Linked DNA regions of Homo sapiens: region 2 is linked to region 1. Evidence: chromatin loops called from intact Hi-C (ENCODE). Cell type or tissue: heart right ventricle. All regions are shown on one strand. Links, peaks and the distances in the headings refer to the core of each region. The heading gives the core; the rest is flanking DNA.

Evidence for each region. Hi-C counts contacts between places; a loop is a spot of excess contacts. Peaks named below come from ENCODE experiments on the same cell type or tissue, not always from the same donor. Only the 100,000 strongest peaks of a DNase experiment are listed, where the experiment ranks them.
Region 2: a loop joins it to region 1, with 1.9 times the contacts of the local background. A loop is called at or near these places in 4 of 110 quality-filtered maps.

What each region holds. Positions count from the first base shown.
Region 1 is chr3:156,822,441-156,832,483 of GRCh38, forward strand. LEKR1 (leucine, glutamate and lysine rich 1) reads left to right here and starts at 3,913. Exons shown (of 13, transcript NM_001004316.3): 1 at 3,913-3,936; 2 at 6,846-6,937. The coding sequence starts at 6,890. RefSeq lists an enhancer at 4,386-4,445 and a silencer at 4,760-5,054. In heart right ventricle, for the core only: no CTCF peak of the experiment used is centred there; a DNase peak (open chromatin) is centred at 3,861; H3K4me3 peaks cover 1,834 bases; H3K27ac peaks cover 2,176 bases.
Region 2 is chr3:156,718,623-156,730,137 of GRCh38, forward strand. No RefSeq gene overlaps it. Among named protein-coding and RNA genes, the nearest start is that of TIPARP-AS1, 49 kb to the left of the region's middle. In heart right ventricle, for the core only: no CTCF peak of the experiment used is centred there; no DNase peak of the experiment used is centred there; H3K27ac peaks cover 901 bases.

The sequences.
Region 1 (10,043 bases), core at 43-8,042:
TACAGAGTGTCAATTGGTGCATTCACAAACCCTGAGCTAGACACAGGGTGCTGATTGGTGTATTTACAAACCTTGAGCTAGATACAGAGTGCCAATTGGTGTATTTACAATCCCTGAGCTAGACATAAAGGTTCTCCAAGTTCCCACTAGACTCAGGAGCCCAGCTGGTTTCACCCAGTGGGTCTCGCACTGGGGCTGCACAGGAGCTGCCTGCCAATCCCACGCTGTGAGCCCACACTCCTCAGCCCTTGGGTGGTCGATGGGACTGGGTGCCATGGAGCAGGGAGCGACACTTGTTGGGGAGCCTCCGGCGGCACAGGAGCCCACGGAGGGGGTGGGAGGCTCAGGCATGGCGGGCTTGCAGGTCCCGAGCGCTGCTCCACGGGAAGGCAGCTAAGGCCCAGCGAGAAATCGAGTGCAGCGCCAGTGGGCTGGCACTGCGGGGGGACCCAGTACAACCTCCACAGCCACTGGCCTGGGTGCTAAGCCCCTCATTGCCCGTGGCTGGCAGGGCCGGCTGGCTGCTCCGAGTGCGGGGCCTGCCAAGCCCACGCCCACCCGGAACTCCAGCTGGCCCGCAAGCACGGCGCGCAGCCCCAGTTCCCGCTCGCCCCTCTCCCTCCACACCTCCCTGCAAGCTGAGGGAGCCAGCTCTGGCCTTGGCCAGCCCAGAAAGGGGCTCCCACAGTGCAGCAGTGGGCTGAAGGGTTCCTCAAGTGCCACTAAAGTGGGAGCCCAGGCAGAGGAGGCGCCAAGAGCGAGCAAGGGCTCTGAGGACTGCCAGCACGCTGTCGCCTCTCGCTTGGATAGAGTTCCTACATTTTTATCAGAATTGCAGGCAACATACCTCTTCTACATGCTTTTCATGGTGGGGGAGGAGGAAACAAAGGAGGGAGCATAAAACTACTTTTTGAAGTGAAGAACGACATTTCCCTGCTGGATACATATTTTATGTAAATTCACAACAGTAACAAAAGCACAGACACTGTGTCCTCATAAACCAACACAAAGTTCTGCAGACCATGTGGAAAGCCCTAGGTTAGTCGCTTTAGAGCGTCTCTATTCCAAAAACTGAGAGCATTTCCTTCCCCAGGGATCACTGACAATACGGGGTTGGGAGCGGGGAATAAAGGGTCATAAAAAGAAGTTAACAGCAGCTTAATTTGGCTATTACTGGATAATTTTTAAAAGTCGAAGTAAAAAGTGAAAATTAGCTCAATTAAAAACTAATGGGGTAACCCAAAACTTTATTTAATATGCCCAATGATGGGATTATTTTAAATTGTACTTCAATTCTAGTATGGACAGTAATGGGGTGGGAAGACAGAGGGAGGGCAAGTGAGAAACCTGAAAAGGGAGAGACCAAGACAAAACACCAACATAGGGCACAGGATTCGTGGCTTTTTTTTTTTTCTTAAACCTATTTTGTAACATCTTGTCACAACACTTCCTTTGCACTATCTTCTTTCAGGAATAACACTTTTTGCTGCTACGCTTTAAAAAATGTCATTCATCACAACTTAACTCTTATCCTTTGAAATTCTTACTGGGGTCTACTGCTTTCCAACTTTCTTTTTCTTTGTTTTCTTTTTTTAAGAGACAGGGTCGGGCTCTGTCACCTAGACTGGAGTGCAGTGGCCAGATCATAGACTGCAGCCTCAAATTCCTGGGCTCAAGTGATCCTCTCACCTAGGCCTTTCTGAGTAAAGACTACAGGTGTGTGTCACCACACCATGCTAATTTTTTTTTTTTTTATAGTGACAGAGTCTCACTATATTGCCCAGGCCAGTCTCAAACTCCTGGCTTCAAGAGATCCTCCTGCCTCAGCCTGCCAAAGCTCTGGGATTATAGGCATGAACCACCACGCCCAGCCCAACTTTCTATGATAATGAAAATGTTCAGTATCTATGGTGTATCATACATTACCTACATGACTACTGAGTACTTAAAATATGGCTAATGCAATATAGCAATGGAATTTTTAAACATACTTCATTTTAGTGAAATTAGTTACATGAGGCCACCTTACTGGACAGTGCAGGTCTAAGGGAAATTTACAGTGGAAAGGAAATTGGTCTCAAAGGCAATATGCAGACAAATAAACACAGATGAAATTAAACCAAGGAGTGAACTGCAGCCTTTGAGCTGGATTTTCTCCCATCCTTAAAGTGTTGCCTTTCCTTATCCTATAAACAAAGTACTCAATAAAGAAAACTAGCCTCAGAACAGAGTGATCTTGCATTAGGTGTGCAAATTCCTGTCCCAGATAGGTACCAGTTTTGGTGCCCTGTATCTAAACTTCCATTATCACAAAATGAGAGCAGTCCTACCCTCACTATCTCTCAGATAAATATGACGAGGATGAATAGCTCTGAAAGTTATTTGGGCTTCTCATAAGCATGTTATAGTTGACCACTTGGTTGACTGTCCTCTAGGCCTCTTAATCCTTTCTTCTTTGAGGGAGTGGAAACAGAAAATCAAGGGTAGGCATTGGGGCAAAAATATCAGTCAGGTTAAATGTACAAGATACATCTACTAGACTTTTTTTTTTTTTTTTTTTTTTGAGACTGAGTCTTGGTCTGTCGCCCAGGCTGGAGTGCAGTGGCATTATCTCGGCTCAGGGTAAGCTCTGCCTCCCAGGTTCACGCCATTCTCCTGCCTCAGCCTCCCGAGTAGCCCAAGTAGCTGGGACTACAGGCGCCCGCCACCACGCCCGGCTACTTTTTTGTATTTTTAGTAGAGACGGGGTTTCACCGTGTTAGCCAGGATGATCTCGATCTCCTGACCTTGTGATCTGCCCGCCTTGGCCTCCCAAAGTGCTGGAATTACAGGCCCGAGCCACCGCGCCCAGCCACATCTACTAGACTTTTTAGTGCCAAGGAACAAGGCACTAGTGTTCAGTACTTCCTGGTGTCATTAATTAGTAGTTATCAATAAGCAGTTTGGTGTACCGATACTGCTCTGCGTCATTTAATCACTTCTCTAAATCTATAGGTTCAATTAATTTTCTTTGTATTTACTTAATCTTATTTTATTCAATAGCAAACCAGTCTCTTTGCCTGCTACAGAGCCATCGATGTTTTCTTTGGTTCTTGGAAGAACTGTACTTCGACCTTATATAATCCTCAGAAAGGCAAGATCTGGACTACGAATGAGTCACCTGCTAATTACACCAATGGCTGCTCCTGCCTTGACCAGTCACAGAGTATCACCCTATCTCGGTATGCTGCTCTGCTTGTCGCGTAGTAGGTCTATAAATACTTGTTTTATGAATGAATGTATGAACAAAGGGAAGTTAGTCACGTGTAAGGGTGGGTAGCCTGCGATAAATAAAGTGTAGACTAGGAGGTCTCAAAATACTTTTTGAACTAAGCCCTTAATCTTCACTACTTTGGACTAGAATGGAAATGTCACCAACGCCTTCCCAATTAATTTGTCCTGGCTGTAATGACTGAAACCAGAACTTCCCTTTACACCCATGACCTCTACAGGCATCTCTTTTTCCTCTGCTCAAGAACAGTAACTGCTCACTGCTGTGTCTACCACATAGGCCCCAGAGCAAGGGGTGATAGGTAGGGCTATAGGCTCCCGACTCCCGACTCCCGGCAGTGCCTCTCTCCAACCCCCCACGAGGCTGGGACAGCTCCCTCCATCTCAGCAGTCGCTACCAAGCACCCGACCCACTCTCGCCCACCTCATCCCTCGATCCCCTTCCCTCCCTCTCACAGCATTCCGCGTAAGACTAGCCCAGCCTTCCGAGCCCCACCACCAGTTTTCCCACTTCCGCCCGGCGCGTGAGACCCTGGGCGGTGCAGGGGAGCGTTGACGACAGACGTGGGCCGTGACGTCGCCGCGCCCTGACGTCCAGCCGACTGGCGGCGCGGTCGCCCGGGAGACCGGGAAAGCCGTTTCACACCCGTCCTAGTCGAAGTCGAGGTGAGGGACGATGGCTTTCCTCAGCCTGGGATGACCCGGTCCTCCAAATGCAGTTCCGGAGTGGAGGCGTGCTCGCACCCGGGGAGAGAGCCAGAAAGCTGAGCCGCGGCGCCCCAGCGAGAGCACGAGGCCCCGGGTCTGGACTCCGCCACCACGCTCCTCTGCGGCCCCTTCCTGGTGTCTGCCAGCCCGCGGGGCCCAGGCGCGGTCCGCCTTCCTCCCAGCCCCGGGGAACGCGCGGCTCTGCTTCCTCACCCCCGCACCCTCCTCCTCCTCCTCTTCCGGCCACTGCAGGTCCAGGGGGAACGGGGTTAGAAAGGGACAGATTTGAAAGCCATTCCAGCAGTTTTGTCTGGCCTTGCGGTTGGTTTCTGTGTGGAAGAGCCTGCCGCTTCAGGAAAGTCTTAGGATGTGAACTCCCGCCTTCACCTGCCCCTGACCTGCTCGTTGTGGGTGATTCACGCCATGGGAATGGTTCTTTACGTAAGGGCTTGAAAGCTGAACGTGAGTTAATGGCCTGACGTGACACTAGTGTGAGAAACGGAATTGGAAACGAACAAGGACGTGTCTGCATTTTAAAAAATGTCTTTTCGGTGATCTTGTTAGAGAGGAGGTTCACAAACACCCACGTAGCTGCAGCCACTTATCACTGCACCTCTTGCCAAAGTGCGGTCCACATACGTGCAATGAGAAAGGATTAAAGGGACTTGTTTGATAACACACGCAAAACTATGTAAGACTAAATTTAAAAAATTACAGATTTTCCCTGTTGCCAAAAGGGAAAGACCCTTCTTTTTTCTTGAGAAACTTAGTATTTGTGAATGCTTCCTCTATTTAATATGTATGCAAATGTTTTTAAAGACCTAGGAATGCTTTTCTTGAGGACCTGGAAGCCATTTCTTTAAAATGTAAACATCAAGGAAGATAGGGCCCCAGTCTCCTTGTCACTTTGGGAGTTTAACCTAGGTGCGTTATTCCTAATTGTAAACACCTGTTTCGTTATGGAGCTGTGCATTACTTAGGAGGAAAGCCGTTAGCTAACACAGGTGGTTACCCCAATTACCAGATGAATTAAAGAGGAAATATAAAAGAATGTATAGAACACTATGTTAAGCCCTCTTACATGAGGACACGTTACCAGTTTCCTTGAGAATGTGTAATGGATTGTGTCTCCTTGGCTGTATAAAAGAGGGATTTCCTTCTCTCTTTGTAACCTCATTAGCAGATTAGCCGTGATGTGCATCAAAGTCTAGTTGAATGCCTAATAAAATTGTTGTCTTTCTGCATTGTGGAGCATTTTCTGGGTTGGCAGGACTTTTAATTTTTAGTTTCCCCCCGATAATCAGAACCTGCCAATTCCTCCCCTTCTTATGCTAAGGCCATAAAGTTGGAATAGATTCACAGACAATGAAGGCACTACACAAAAACTGTTCTACTGGTGCTTTGTTTATACTGTCATTTAGATCCGTGCTCTCAGATAACTTTATGGGTGAAATTTTAAAAGGATGTTTAGATGGTAATTTTTTGGAAAATTCTCCCAATAGAGTTGAAGTTACTATTTCATTTTACTGATGGCAAATCCACCATTAAATGACAGAAATGAGAATAATGAGCCTTCTGGGCTCTTGCCACATGATTATGACAATCTGCCAAACATCAGATTATGTTTGGGCTTATGTTGACATGGTTAATGGTACCTCCATTGCAGACCTCAGTTAACTTTACCACACATGTCATATTATGTTTTATGTGGGAAGACATAAAGCTCATTAGTTTTTGGTTTTAAACAGCAACTCACTGAAATGAGTCTTTGTGCTAACACAGGGAACAAGGAATCTTCTCTTCCACTAGTGGTTGCACCATTTACAAAGATAATGCCACTATAGGACTTTTTGACAACTACGGTTTCCCTGCTACCTTGCTGTATGGCCGGGGTTGCTCTCTCTGATAGAGTACTTTGCTTCTCCAGTCTCTTGTCAAAATCCTGCCCTGATTGAATACAAGCAACCTCAGGAAGCCTTCACTAACTCCCACCTCTCATCTGAAACATAAGATCTTTTCCTTTCTTGAACTCTTAGACTGCTCTTGTCTATGCCTTCTTCCCTGCTATGGAATTGTGCCTGTATCATCTGACTCTGCTGCCACTGCCCTCGCCCTTCTCCTGACTTCTTAGATATGTATAAACAGCCCTTACTCGTGAGGGAAGGATTTAAAAAAAAAAACAAAAAACCCAAAGTGCTCCTCCATTTATCCTCTGGTTTTATGAAAGTAGTGACTGACCTTTATATTGAATGGCTTTTATTAGAAAAAGAAAATCTGTTAAAAGTAAAATATCTGCATAAAATTATATAAATGTCCATCTTAGATAAAATTGGCACTTGGCTTCTTATTTTTTGATCACTCTTCTGTTCAGTGTTTGCATATCATATTTAATATGGTATCTCTAAATGCTCTTTTTCTGTATTTCATCATTTAATCCAGCATTCATGCCACAATTGCTTTTTTCATCTGCTAAAATACTATATTTTCATACTTTTTCTAGCAGCATTTCAGAAAAATATTTGATTTTTAAAATACACTGAAATGTGTATTTAAAATTTTAGTCATTATGTATTTGAAAAACAATTAGTAGTAAATCACAACAGAAATTATTAGACTATAAAGTTCTAACAAAAGAGAAAATATTCTTTCTAACTTAGCAGTCTCTATAGTTCTCTCCTGTTCTATTGGCCCAATAACTAACGGAGAAAACCCTAACTGTACCTTCTAACATTGAGCTGATGAAATAAGCATCTGTTGAAACAGTTATCACCATTCATCCCCAAATACTTCTAGGAGTTTATAAAGCATCTTAATTTGAATGTTCTCTACATTATTTCTGTTCTGACTGTTGCCATCAATGTTCTTAGATTTCCTTTGGCTTCAAAGCTCTCTCACCATATTTTGGGAAGTTATGGATCATCACATTCCCATGCATGCGTTGCCTGAAGAAATCCAAAAGGTATGATATATTGTGTTGCTACAGCCTAACAGTGGGAACATGTAGCAGTTACATAATTCTAAAACCTAGAGGAGTGAATTCATTAATTTTGGTCATAGGATCTGAATGAATTGGTGGAGTGGGAGAGGGAATAATTATTATCATAATGAGCAGAATTGTAGAATTCAATTCAGTATGAAGAATTTTGCTGCTATGGAAGAAGACATATATCTAATTCCAGTACAGTATTTGACCAGGTGGTTGTGGAGCCCTAGTGAAAAGCAGGCATCAGAAACGTCCATGTGTGTTTTAATGGGGCTGGATTTCTAAGCCTCTATTATGGTTTGACCAACATTAATTCTCAGTACTTACTGTGTGCCAAGCACTGTTTTAAGCCCCTTTTATGCAGATGACCCTTGAACAACATGGAACTAAATTGTGTAGGTCCACTTATATGTGGGTTTTTAAAATAAATATATTGGAAAATGTTTTGAAGATTTGGAATGGTTTGAAAAAACTCACAGGCGAACCAAGTAGCCTAGAAATATTGAAAAAATTAAGAAAAAGGCATGTCATGAATGCATAAAATGTATGTAGACACTAGTCTATTTTGTCATTTACTACCATAAAATATGCACAAATCTATTATAAAAAGGTAAAATTTATCAAAACTTATGCACACAGACACTTAAGAAACTACGTGGTGCTATTTGCAGTCAAGAGATGTAAAAAAACATAACGAAGAAGTATTAAATTGTAACTACGTAAAATTAACTGTAATATATACTATACAAATGTAATAATTTTGTAGCTACCTCCTGTTGCTTTTGCAGTGAGCTCAGGCATTGTGATTATCTCCTTAAAACACTGTGTGATAATCATGGCCATGTGAGCAGTTCTTCCCTTCAGGAAAAAGTGATCTTGAAGTTCTTGTGTATTTTTCATCATGTTTAGTGCAATTTCATAAGCTTTGGATAACAACAAAGGACACATTTAGCATGCCACTACCTGATGCTGGAAGTACTTTCAAGAAGCAGAGAAAAGTCATGACATTACAAAGAAAAAGTTGAATTGCTTGATGTGTACTGTAGAATGTGGTGTGCAGCTGTGGTTGCCCACTATTTCAAGATAAATGAATCCAGTGTAAGGACCATTAGATATGTATATATAAAGGAAATTTATGATGTTGTAGCTACAGCTATGCCAACAGGTGCAAAAACCATGTACTTTTTGCAAAATCTCTTATAATGAAAGCATAGTTTTTATGTGGGTGCAGAATTGTTATAAGAAAGGCATACCTGTAGACTCTAATATGATTCAAGAAAAAACAAAGTCATTCCACAGAGTGAGCAGAGAGTGGTGAAAAGTCTCGGAGAGAAAAAAAAATCATTATATGGCAACTTAAAAGGTGAAAGATCTAAAGCTGGATAATTTAATGCCAGCAAAGGATGGTTTGGTAATTTTTGAAAGAGGTTTGGCATAAAAAAGAAAAAGTCAAGATAACAGGGGAAACATCTTTTGCTGACCAAGATGCAGCAGACAAGTTCCCAGATGTCATTAAGAAAATCATTAAGAAGAAAGGGGGTTTTTGGTTTCTTTTTTATTGTTTTTGTATTTGTTTGTTTTGTTTTTTTGCAGTAAAGAAAGTTTAATTGATATGAGGCCACTGTGGCATGTGGCAGATGGAGTTATTACTCAAATCAATCTCCGAAAATTTGCAGGGTAGGGATTTTCAAGGATAGTTTGGCAGGCGGTGGGGCTAGGGTATGGGAGCTGCTGATTGATTGGGGATGCAGTCATAGGGGTGTAGAAAATGGTCCATGTGTGAAGACGGAGAGTCCAAGTGGGGCATCAGTCATTAGAAATACAAAAGCCTGAAAAAACATCTCAAAAGGCCAATTGTAGGTTCTACAATAGTGATGTTAATTACAGGAATAATTAGGGAAGTTGCAAATCCATTGGAATAATGGCTCCTAGTCATTTACACCTACATATTAGCAGAATGCAGACCCCTCTAATTCTCTTAACCTTTTGGCTTTTATTAGTTTTACAAAGATGGCTTAGTTTAAGGGATATTATTTAAACTATAAAGTTCTCCCAAAGTTAGATTGGCCCATACCCAGAAATTGTGTATTAGTTTGTTCTCATGCTGTTAATAAAGACATACCTGAGACTGGGTAATTTATAAAGGAAAGAGGTTTAATTGGCTCACAGTTCCACATGGCTGGGGAGGCCTCACAATCATGGCTGAAGAACAAGGGATGTCTTACATGATGGCAGGCAACACAGAACTTGTGCAGGGGCGCTCCTCTTTATAAAACCATCAGATCTTGTGAGACTTATTCACTATCATGAGAAGAGCATGATAAAGGTTCACCCTCATGATTCAATTATCTCCCACCAGGTCCCCCTCACGATGTGGGAATTGTGAGAGCTACAATTCAAGATGAGATTTGGGTGGGGGCACAGCCAAACCATATCAAATGACCAAGGGCAGTTTGGAGGTTAAAGGCAAGACTGAATTTGGTTAGGTCAGAATTTTCTCACTGTTACAATTTTTGCAAAGACAGTTTTAATCCCCCTCCTTTGGGTTTCATCATACCTTATTTTTAATCTGTGTGTTATGGAAATGGAAAAAGGCCTACAGCCACTGTAACTTCTTCCTGCTCACAGGGGCAGATTTGGAGTGGGAGTTGCCCTCAGGGTAAGAGGAGTGAAACTGTCTTGTAATTGTTGGTATGTATTCATGTGTGCCAGGTTGAGATCCCAAGGTCTGCATAAGAAAACATTGGTGCTCTTATCCACAGCTTTCACACAGCACTTAAGTGAACAGGTGGACTATAAGACAAATAATGAGCCCCAACATAAGGAGAGAAAGTCCTCACTTCAGGAATCCCTGTAGAACTGACCTGAAGCCTTAAGGGATACAGGTGAATGACCCCAAGAATCAATCAGATATGGGGTCATTAGCAGAGACTCAAACATAGTGGATAAGGCTGGAATCTAATAACAGTTGTACTATAGTTTTTTTCTGAAACAATTTTTCTCTCTCCAGTTCCCCATTTCTACCAAACACAAATCATAGTAGGACCAATTTATTTGCAAAATAAGTTCCAGTCCCATTATA
Region 2 (11,515 bases), core at 1,485-9,484, 100 kb before region 1:
GAATGGCATTTTTATTTAATATACTCTTAGCTAATGGGCTTCTTGATTTTGAAAGTGGAGTTTTCGCATTCACCCCATTCTTGATGGAAAGAGGCAGGGCTATCTTACTGTACAACTCCAGGGAGCATTCATTATTCAGTTGTCAGTGTGAATGGCACCCCCGGAGAAGTTTAGTGCCCAGACTGCAGCTGTACTCATGGCCTTGGCATAACAGAGTAGCCTGCAGTAGTCTGAGAAACTGGGGGCTGGGCTCTGAATTCAGGAAACATTTAGAAAGGCAGAAAGTTTTCTGAAAGGAAAAGAATAGTACCAACAACAGGGAAACAGGCCAGGCTCAACACTGGACAGAATTATTAAGACATTCCCAGCAATGGGCAGCAGTGCATGAACTTAGGAAGGGCATTGTTTTGATGCCTAGATTGTAAATTCTTTCCAGTTCTTAACTGTATTTACCCTGTGTTATCCACAAGTCTTAAGGAAAGTCTTACAATAGTTACTCTTGGAGTCATATAGATTAGGAATAGATAAGCCTGCAGGTGATAGAGAACTGAGCCAAGAGAGGGACATTAGGCAACCAGAAAAAATCTAACATAGCAGAAGAATTCAAGTACTGCTCTAGGCTGAATGTTTGTGTCTTCCCAAAATTCGTATGTTGAAATCAATCCCCAGTATGATGGTATTTGGAGGTGGGGCCTTGGGGAGGTGATTAGGTCATGATAGAGCACTCAGTGGGATTAGTGTCTTTATAAAAGAGACCCCAAAGAGCTCCCTCTTCCCTTCTGCCATGTGAAAACACAGCGAGATGATACCTGTCTTATGAACTAAGAAGTGGGCCCTCACCAAATCTGCCAGCACCTCAATCTTGGACTTTCCAGACTTCAAACTGTGAGAAATAAATTTCTGTTGTTTATAATTTCCCAGTTTATGGTAACTTGTTATAGCACTCTCAATGTACTCAGACAGGACTTTCTACAAAAAAATCAGGGGCATATAGTAGCTTTCCCATAAGTGGGATGGGAGGAGTTGAATTATTTTATTGAAATATTAAAGAAAAGGGTGACCCTGGAAAGCTGGAGAACTTGGAGATATATAGGTACAATAATTATATTTACTGATATTTATTGAACATTTACTATGTGCTAGGCTTTGTATTAAGTGCCTTATGTGCCTTATCTCAATTTACCATTAAGAAAATAAAACATACAATAAATTATTTTAATCAAGAGAATGTAGCCAATATGTGACAGAGCCCTATTTAAACCTAAATCTACTAAATTTCAAGTTCACACTACAAATTATTGATCACTAAATATTTTGACTATAAATTTCTATCACTGAAAACTTTGGGAGCATCCACTCCAATCTATGTATATTTATATATTCATAAATTAGATATGTATTTTTTCCATTAATAAATACATTATAAAACAAATACAAAAATAGAAATAAATTAAGAAATAGATTAATAAGTAATATAAAATAAAAGATAAGATTTTTTAAAAAGAAATGTATTTTTATATTTATTAAATATACACAAAATGCTTTTTTGTTCTCACTAAAAAATATTAATAGTAGCTGGAAAAAGAATATCCCAAAGACACATCTGAATGGAAGAAGCCCATCACTGGCTGAGCTTACTAAATCATAATACCACTTTTTCATTCTTAATCTCCTTAAGCAAAAATTTCTGTTGAAAATCAGCTAGGAAATATTCATAGTTCTAGATGTCAATCAGTTGTTCTTGCAAACTAATAGAAAAACGTATTTTTATATTTTTAACATATCTCTTCAAATTTTACTGAAAGTCTTCATTTAGATAGCATTTAAATGAAAATTCTGCTTCCAAGTGTTTCTAAGAATGCAGATGTGGACATTTTTATGTGATAATACTTTTTAAGAAACAATTACATAAAATGGAAACATATCAAAATTTTATTTTTCAGAATTTTTCATAGTAGGTTTCTTGTGAAATTACATATGTTTTTCTCACTATTTAAAAATGTCCTTTTACCTTGAAAAGACAGTTTAAATTTTGAGTCTTTTTTTATTTTTCCCCAAAATATCTTCTAGGTCACTAGAATCAGCTGCTTGTCGTCAGGGGAAAAAAAAAAGGTCAGCAACTTTGAGATATGTGTTCTCATAAAATAAAAATATCGTGAGATAACCTGGGTGTAATGTAAAGATTTTCATGGGTACAATTCTCCTTCCCACTCTCATCACCCCCCCCCCCCGCCCCCACAGTCTTATAACATTTTGCAAAAGTGGAACTATTTAGGACAAGGTTTGCCAAATGTTTTCTGTAATGGGTTTGATAGTAAATCTTTTAGGTGTTGTGGGACATATGGTCTCTGTCACAACTACTAAACTCTGCCATTGTCTGAAAGCAGCCATAGACAATATGCAAAAGAATGAGCATGCTGTGCTCCAGTAAAACTTCATTTGCAAAGATAGGCAGCAGGCCAGATTTGGCTCAGGGAACATAGTTGGCCGACCCCTAATTTAAATTATATAATCCTAAACCCACTTAACCAAGAACCAACAAAATGCAATATGTTACAACACCTTGAAAGGGAAAAAAGGGTGGATACTTCCCTCTGCTCCAGGAACCTCTCATTCTTTCTGGAGGGTACTATGCCTACTGTACATGATATGTGCTCATTCAACAGACAGCCCCAATGAGAGTGTTAAAATATGAGGAAACAGCATTTTTTCATTTTTTAAAGATAAAAATAAATATAAACATGTTATAATATTTGTCTTTCATCTCAATTGATCATTATATGCACCCCACTTTCAAGATACTGGCTTAAAGCTACTGCACATTTGCCTGCAAAAGCAGGTCATTGAGGTAAAAATGGTAAAGGTACACAGGACCTTTACTGTCTTTTATCCAACTTTCAGATGTGAGGCACCAATGTGATAGCTTGGTGCCTTCAAGGATGAAGTTCAAGTGTTTCAGAGATGAAACAATGGACGAAGAAACAGAACAGGGCTGTGGCTCTTGGTCAAACTTGTTAATCACCATCCAGACAAGGTCTATCTAGACAAGGTCTAGAAACCAGATGTGTCAAACAGTGAATAAATAATTTTTCCTTAGTGAATGACTGCAGAGACCACAGCGAGGTGCAGAAAATTTGGGACCCATTCTTAAGGAATAAGTTTAACTTTAGATGAACTAAGACAGACACATCAAAATATAGTCTATGTCTGCCAGAGTGTCACTGTGCATCACAGACCCACTCCCAAGTAAAGGAGGGAGGAAATCACTCTGACTCAGCAGAATGGTGTATTTCACCATCTCTAGGAGATGTGTTACCTGAGTATAAGATAAGGCACCAGATTTTTTTAATTGTGTTCTTTCACAGATAGCCACAGTGGCAATAATTTAGTTGATTTGATCAAGATAGACTGCCAAACTGGAAAATTCTGGTAAAACATGATCTACTTGATGTAAAGTGATGTGGTTTGTTTAGACTTATTGAACTGGAAAATGCCAAATTTCTTTTTCCTTGGCACCACATGAGTATTGTCTGCAATTACTAAGTGCAGAATCCCAGACCAAATCAAGACATCACCGAGCTGACAGTGCATTGTCCTTAAGCAGCCATGGCTTCCCCTGAAGACAAAGGGGAACTCTATCTTCTCTATTTCATAAGTTTGAGCTGGAGTCAGTTTCTATGTGTCAAGTATTTGTAAATCTGGACATTATTTGTCAATGAAGATTCCTCTGATCACATTAAGTTTTGTAGGCCCTTGTAGGTCCCCACCCCTAACCCCCTCTGGAAATTCCTGCTGAATCAACATATTCTGTTCTCTTTGGGACAGAGAAATGGACCACACAATTTGACACAAAATGAATAGAAATGTGAATAGAATGTGAAAGCAGGAAAGTAGTGTTACTTTTCAAGTAGCAAAGGACTCTGCCTAGAGAAAGCTTGAATTCTAGTCTCAGCTTTTCTGAGAGCTTTGACCAAATAACTTAACCCCTCTAGGTCTCAGTTTCCTTATCTTTAAAATAGTGGGGCAGATCTTTACTGTCCTTTCCAACTCAATTTCTCTTACAAGAAATTGTAAATCTGTAGCTTAAATCATTAGTAGTAAAGACTTTGACCTTAGAGACATAATAAGCTTCATAGGGAATGTCATCTGATTTCAACTGAGTGACTCCAAAGAGGGATGTCAAAAATAGAAGGTGGAAAATACAAGTCAAAATTCAAGATTATTCGTAATTGTCACGCAGATCTCCACAGGACTCTCAAGGCATATTTGCTGCCTGTATTAGAGCAGTCCCTCCTTGGGATGGAGCTCCTTTCAGAGTCTTGAGTTGTAGAATTCTTTCTGAATTATTGTTTCTCTGTCTCTCTCAGGTTTTTCTCTCTCCACCTCTGCTATCTAGTGCCCACATGGCATCACTTTCCCTCCCTCCCACAAGAATACTAGAGGATGTGTGTTGTTAAGAGCCACAAAAATAAAAGCCTTCCCTGAAACCTGATCATGAGGACAAGGAACCCTGATGTGGAGCTAGCCCAGCCTTCTCTAGTGACCCACTTTTTGATAACTTCCTCCCCTACGACCAGGTTCTGTCAGCACACATAAGAGGCCTGAGTTTGGAAAGGCCTGCACTGGGAAAGGCCTACACTTGGAAAGACCTCTTGCAATACTGACTCTGGCTTTCTCCCCTGGGGCTTGTGACGCAGTGGAAGACCAATGGCCAATAAGCTGGTGTTCAGAAAGACCTTTCATCTGCACCCTACTTCACAGAGTGGGTAGACTCTGCCACCAACTGATAGCATTCATTTCTTGAATGGAGTATTCAAAGATTCTGCCAACAAGATGATGAGCAGTTTCTGTCCTCTTTTCCCCTTCTTGGTCAGGTTGTGCTCTCTGACTCAGCTCCAAATGCAGCTGCTCTCTGGGGTGTTACCATAGCTTTTTGTAATGAGCCATTTCTCTTTCCTGCAGCCCCAATGGGACTCAAACTGTAGGCCACTCTGCCAATTCTCCAAGCTCTGCCCCTGTGCAAATTCTCACATCCAGCTTGTAGTAGATGGAAATTTTTACAAGTGACTTAATTTCTCACAATTCCACTAGATACATATTTAATGCATTTTTAAAATAGATAATGTCATTTCCATGGCTCTTTCAGATTATCGATGGGACATTTTCAAATAAAACTTGTGTGTGCTTAAGTGCTTTATTTAATAGGAGACAGATTTTATTTCCACAAGAAGCAGAGATTGTAAGTATTATTTGGTGTCCTTCCCTGGCATAGCACTGTAGGAAGCAACAGAGATTGTGCTCAAAATACAGACAGCTAAAAAACATTTGATTTCCATCGTGTTTCTTAAAATTTTACTGGTAGCTAAAGGCTCTTATCAATCCGTAATTTTAAGTGGTCCAGAACATAAATTAGCTGTGAGAACTGAGAAAAACATTTCTGCTGGAGCAAGTTCATTCTTAGAAACCAAGGCCTACCCTACCTTAGAAGAGGAAAAATTATATATGCGTTGGAAAGTTTTTCAGAAAAAAATCAACTTTTTCCAATTCTCTATCAGAATATTGGTCAAGTTAGTTATTCAAATCTTTCAATGGATCAGAAATGAGTGCACTATCTTCCAAAGAGGATATCTATCCCACAAGAAAATGCCTTTCCTGAAATGTTTCCTAAGCTCAATCTTACAAAGACCATCATACTCAAGCCCGGGCTGAGAAATGCCTATATATTGGGCCAGCCAAGAAGGTAACTACACAACTGATTTTAGGAGCTTTTCCCCTTTTAACATTTAAAATTTATTCCAGCTGAAAATGTGATGTGTAAATACACATGGAAAGAACTTTGGATAAAATATATCTGTAATTATTTATACTGCAATGCTTTATTTTGCAAAACATCTGTTTATTTAAATAGCTAATATATGCACCAGTAAAAACAATGTGAAAGTTACAGAAGGACATACAGAGGTTATAAGTATTGTTTGATGTCCTTCTAATTCTAATTCTCCCCTAACCCCTGCTGAGGCAAAAACTGTTATCAGTTTTTTTTAATATATCCTCCCAAAGATTATAGCATATTAAACAAAACACATAGTTCTTGCACCTTGCTCTTTTTCACTTAACAATTTATCTTGGACCCCAACCTCATTCTGTTTAATGGCTGAAAAGTGTTCTCTCATATGGATGTTCCATAATTTACTTAACCAGCCCCTGACTTGCATATGTACCATTCTTTCTATAGATTTAATTCCTAGAAGTGGGATTGTTGGATCAAAGGATAATGCATTTTAATTTTGGATAGATACCACAGTGTTGCCCACCTTAGAGACTGAACCAATTTACCAGCATTCCCTGAATACGTCTGTCCACCAAAAAAAAAAAAGAAAAAAAAAATAGTATGAGAGGACAATGGTCTCCTAATCAGTCTCTTTGTTCATTTGACTTTATATCCTTGTGGATTTGCTTTAAAAACAGAAAAGTAAATGTAACAGAATGTGATACAATTAGCATAATATTATCATTCAGGTCTCAAAATGCTACACCCTCAGCAAAGCTTCCCGGACCACCTCAACACTCACATCCTCACTCTCTAGGCCATTATCCTTTGTGCTGTCTTAATATTGCTTGCCACTATCAGCAATTACTTTGCTTCTTTGTTGATTTGCTTATTTTTCCCCCTACCAGCCACCCACCACTAGAAGTCTTGGGAAAGCAGGAAGCATTCATATTGTTTGCCCAGCATTTTGAACAGTACCCTGGCACTAATCAACACTCAATAAATGTATATTGAATGAAACGCTGGGTCCAAAGATAATGGTACCAAAAGATGTAAGTTTGCTCTGGAATGATTTTCCAGAGCCCTCCAAGAAAGACACAGGCTTCAGGCTCAGAAGAGTTTCTAATACATTCTGAGTATATTCTACAGGGTTTGGGGGAGGAAAAAGAGGTTCCCATCAATTTCAAGGAAAACAAATGGTGCTGGTAGAAACTATCCAGTCCTTTGATTAGGACCTGAAGAAAAATAAACTGCATTATTCTTGGTTCTGAGCAAACTATGAGTGAAAATGAAATATACATTAATATTTGTAAAGTGGTTTGAAGAACAACATTTTAAAATGAAAAAGCAGAGGTCTTTGACTTTTAGTCTATGAAGCACTGTGTTTTGAGGAAGTTCCGTCAGGCAGTATCTGCAGCAGAGTGATTCACAGAATACAGGTAGTAATAAATGAGTGTTTGTCGAAGGGGTGTTTCTAAATCCTGGAAAGGTTATTCGGCTGGGTCCTGGGTGTGGCTGACAGGTTTAGCTAGGCCTAATTAATTGGATTCAGCCCTGTGGGAAACTTTAGTAATGACTGTTGGTATAAACATTTCACACCACCCATTCACTGGCTTGGCACCAGGAAGACATGAAAATGTCATTTGAGTTTTTTAGACGTTATATATCCTGAAAGATAGAGGAGACTCCATGTGAATTTTCCCGCTGGAAAATATTTCTCAGTTTTGATTAATTAAATACCTGAAGCAGGTTCCTCTTAATTGCCGAAAAATGTGAATTTCTCAGAATAGTGAGAGAGTCTGCTGCTCAGTTTCTTATGTAAAAATTGCATCTAGGCTTTTAGGCATCAGTCCCGTGCCAAGGGGTGGCTTTGGGACTTTAGGCCCACTTTATCACCATTGGGCCCCCTTCCCCAATTCTTTATATGAACAATTGGTGTTTTCTTAAGCTTATATGAAGTGCTACGAAAGCATGGCTTCAAGGTCCAGCTGGCACCCACTTCCATCTGAAATGCTGCTCCTAATCATCCCTATAGAGAAGACACTCCTGGGCATGGTCATCCAGACTTGAAGACAGAGGAGAAAGCAGCCATCCCTGCACTGTCTAAAGACAGCCTCCTTTGTCAGGTTCTTCTGACAAATGAGGTTCTTCTTCTAGTCAGACGTACCACCTCCAGGAAATTTATTCTTAGTAGCCTTTCATAGAGTTTTCTGCTATAATCTCAGTGAGCCCAGCCATCTAAGTGAACTTCTGACTTTGTGGAAGAATGTGGTGGGACTGGGTGATCCTGTGTAGGACAAACCAGCAGCACTTGGTTTAGGAGAACTCCAAGTCTGCCAAGTGGTTTCTTCTCAGGCTCAGGCTCTACAAGTAGAAACTTCCAAATATTAATATTTAACACTTAGCAAAAGGGCCTGATTGTCACACAGGACCCTCACTCTAAGGGCTGTACCAAGTTCTGACCCCTCTAGACCTGGGCACTTGAACAGCTGCCCTCTCCAAAGCTTGGAAGAAAAGACAATGTAGAATTGGGAGTGACCAGAGGCATTTTGGGGTTTGTTTGAATCACCTGATTTCTAAGATATAAGGACCAAAGTTGATCCAAAGGGTTGATACTTTTTCACTTAGTATATTTTCCCTAGCTCTTTTGTAAAATACCCTTCACAGAAAAATGAGCTACACATTTGGATTTAAGAAATGTACAAGACTCTGAAAAGAGGTAATGCTAGAATTCTGCCATAAGTAAGATTCCCCAATATATTTCCATGGAAGTTGTCAAATATCTATCTGCCTGCCTTGGATTTTCTATCCAGAAAATAAGAATTTTCCTACAATTAAGTTTCCTGAAGAAAGAGGAGGAGAGAAACACATACTTCCTAGCATGTGAAATGGGGAGCACTGTTAGATTCCCACTCATATGAACCACCAAGATTGTTTCTGAAACAAAATACCCTCTAATTGAGTTGCCCCTTACAAATGCTCATTTTGCCAAGACTGGCTTAGTCTTCACAATGTCTGCCCTTCAAATGATATCTCATAGCAACCTGTGTGTCGACTCAGTTTTCCAGGGCTGAGGGCACAATGGTAAGGATAGGGCTTTCTCTGTAGTTTCTAAATCTTCTGCATAACTGTTCAGTCCAGGACCTGTGGACAGCCAGCGTGGCTATAGCTATAGCCTAACCCTGAGGCAAAACTGTATTTTAAAACCCAGTGTGGGGTATCAAGTCAGGAGATCTGAGATTTTGTCCTAGCTGAGGGAGTGTGAACAAATCATCTGACCTCTATATATTTGTACTTTGTCTGTGGCATAGAGGCCATTCTATGAATGGCTATAAATAGGCTTGTGACTGACTGTCTCTGAAGAAATCACAGATGATCAGATCTTCTGTGATTTCTTCAGAGACAGTCAGTCACAAGCCTTTTTAAATGTCCTTTCTCACTGAGGTGGGTAAGAGGAGTGCAGGGTTCTCAGGGGTACCAACAAGGCAAGGCCCAGCTGTTATCCCCAGTGGCTAACATAATGTAGTCAAGGTTCATTCATCACTCATCTAGTACTTATTGAGTCCCTACTGACCTGAGCCATGCATGGGTCTAGGCCCTGGGGATAGAGCAGCCAAGAAAACATCATCATTTCCTGCCTTCAAGAAGCTTCATTTGCATATGGCACGAAAGGCTGGCCCACAGTCGTTCTGATACAGAGCTAGAGCCTTTAGAGAGCTAAGGGGCTAGCCCTCAACCAGTGCTTCATTTTTCATATGTATATTAATGTTTTCTCCCTGTCAAGCTTGCAAGATACCCCAAGAGTATGTGTTGTCCAGAGGCAGTAGAGCCACCCAGGGTGGGAGCAGATGAATGTGAGCCTAGCCTCAAGAGTAGCACTTGACCCTGTTGCTGAGACACTTGTTGTGCACCCCTGGACCAGCAGCTCCCACTTTGGCCCATTTCTTTGTTGACAAAGTAGGGATGATGCTATGTGCTTGTCTCCTAGGGATGCCTGTGAATCATTCACCAGTCACTATTGGAAAAGTCCATTTCAGACGTAAGGGCAAGTCAATGAAATGAGCTTTGCAACTTGCCTCCGCACAGCTAACTTGCTGCTAGCCTTTCAGGAGACCCACGTGTAAACACAGGACCGTGTAATTAACCTGATGTCAACACCAGCTGTACAAAGGCACAAGGCTAAGGGGAGTCAGGTGGCCCAGGAGAGAGACAATCAGCAAACTTTGGGAGAGAAAGAGCCCTTTTCTCTGGCTTTTTATTCACATCCCTTTAAGGGAGGAATGACCTACCAAATGTGTGTAAACAGTTTCCGGGACTGGTGAGTTTCATTCACACAGAAAGAACAGAAAGTTACCCTGGAAGGCATTTATTTTCTGAGAGGCCATGGGCAGCCAGCGGCTGTGGGCACTTATCCAGGTTCTTCAGGTGGAAGCCTGAATTGCCCCCAGCAAATAATTTGAGATGGTGGTGTCTGTTGTGCTAAGTAGGGCATGGAAGATGCACTGTGTTTGGTCCTGGCGGCTGCTGACAGAGTTGGGGGAGAGGTGGAATTTAATGGTTAAATTTCTATCCCCCATTTTTCCCAATGTTTTTCTTCACATGGGAAAAACCTAGATATTTTGATGAGATGATTTATAGTGAATAAAGCAACTTGAAAATTGAAGGAGTGAAAGAAAGCCATGTTGTTATTATAGCAACAAAAATTGTAAAAGTGAATTCAACATGAGGCTAAAACATAAAGAGCTTTGAAGAATGTCAGGGCAAGACGTGGCATTGCTAAGGACTTCTTGTTTCCACAGTTTAAAGGAAAACTTTTTAAATCAACTTGTTATCCCTCCTCCCCTCAGAAATAATGTAAAGCTTATCTTAAGAAAGGTAGAGCATCCTAGCAAAGGAGGAAATGTTTTGGGTTTAAGCTAATATAAATTAGGAGCCAGACCTCTTGCTTATCTGTGACTAGTAGCCAACTGTCCACCAACCCTTCCTGCCTTCATTCCTTTTCTTCTTTTTCTTCTTGTCCTTACTCCCTTCTCTCCCCCTCTTCTAATCAGGATTAACAGGTTTTAGTAGTTGAAGTAAAAATGGACACCTTTTTGACCTCTCTGTCCTCTAAGATGTTCAAAGTGCATCACATGCCTAGAGTGACTGAAAAGTAACAAGACAGAGTTCCAGATCTGGCTCTGGGAGATCAGTCCCATCACTTTGTGGTCACAGGGCACTGTTTGGGGGATTATCAGCGTCCAGAGAGGGAGTTGGGCAGGCAGGCAAGTGACCCGGCAGGAATGTGAGTATGTGGCAAGCAGTGCTCTGAGTTAGTTTCACAGTAAGCTGCCCTCATTGCCTTCACTATGGGAAAGCCATCCCTTTAGAGCACCTGGAAGGCACAGGGACATGGCAGAGGGACCAGGTGCTGCACAGCCTTCTCAGGACAAGGTGTCTGGCTGCAAGGTTTCCTGGCAAATTCCACACAGTAAGAACAAGACAACAAAACCAATCACTGCTGCCATGGACTTGAGCCCTTGTGCCTTCTTTCTCTCAATCCCAGACTTCCTGAGACTTCAGTGGGTGCCTCAGAACCTGCTGCAACATGCCATTCCTAACAGCACACTCCCCTCCAGAGGAGCCATCTTTTGCCCTGGATTCATAGAATAAGAACTAGATGATGATGAATCCTGACTTCAATTCTGAACAGTCAGCAGAGATGAACTCTGAACTACATTGGTGGTTGTGTGTTTTTTCCCTTCC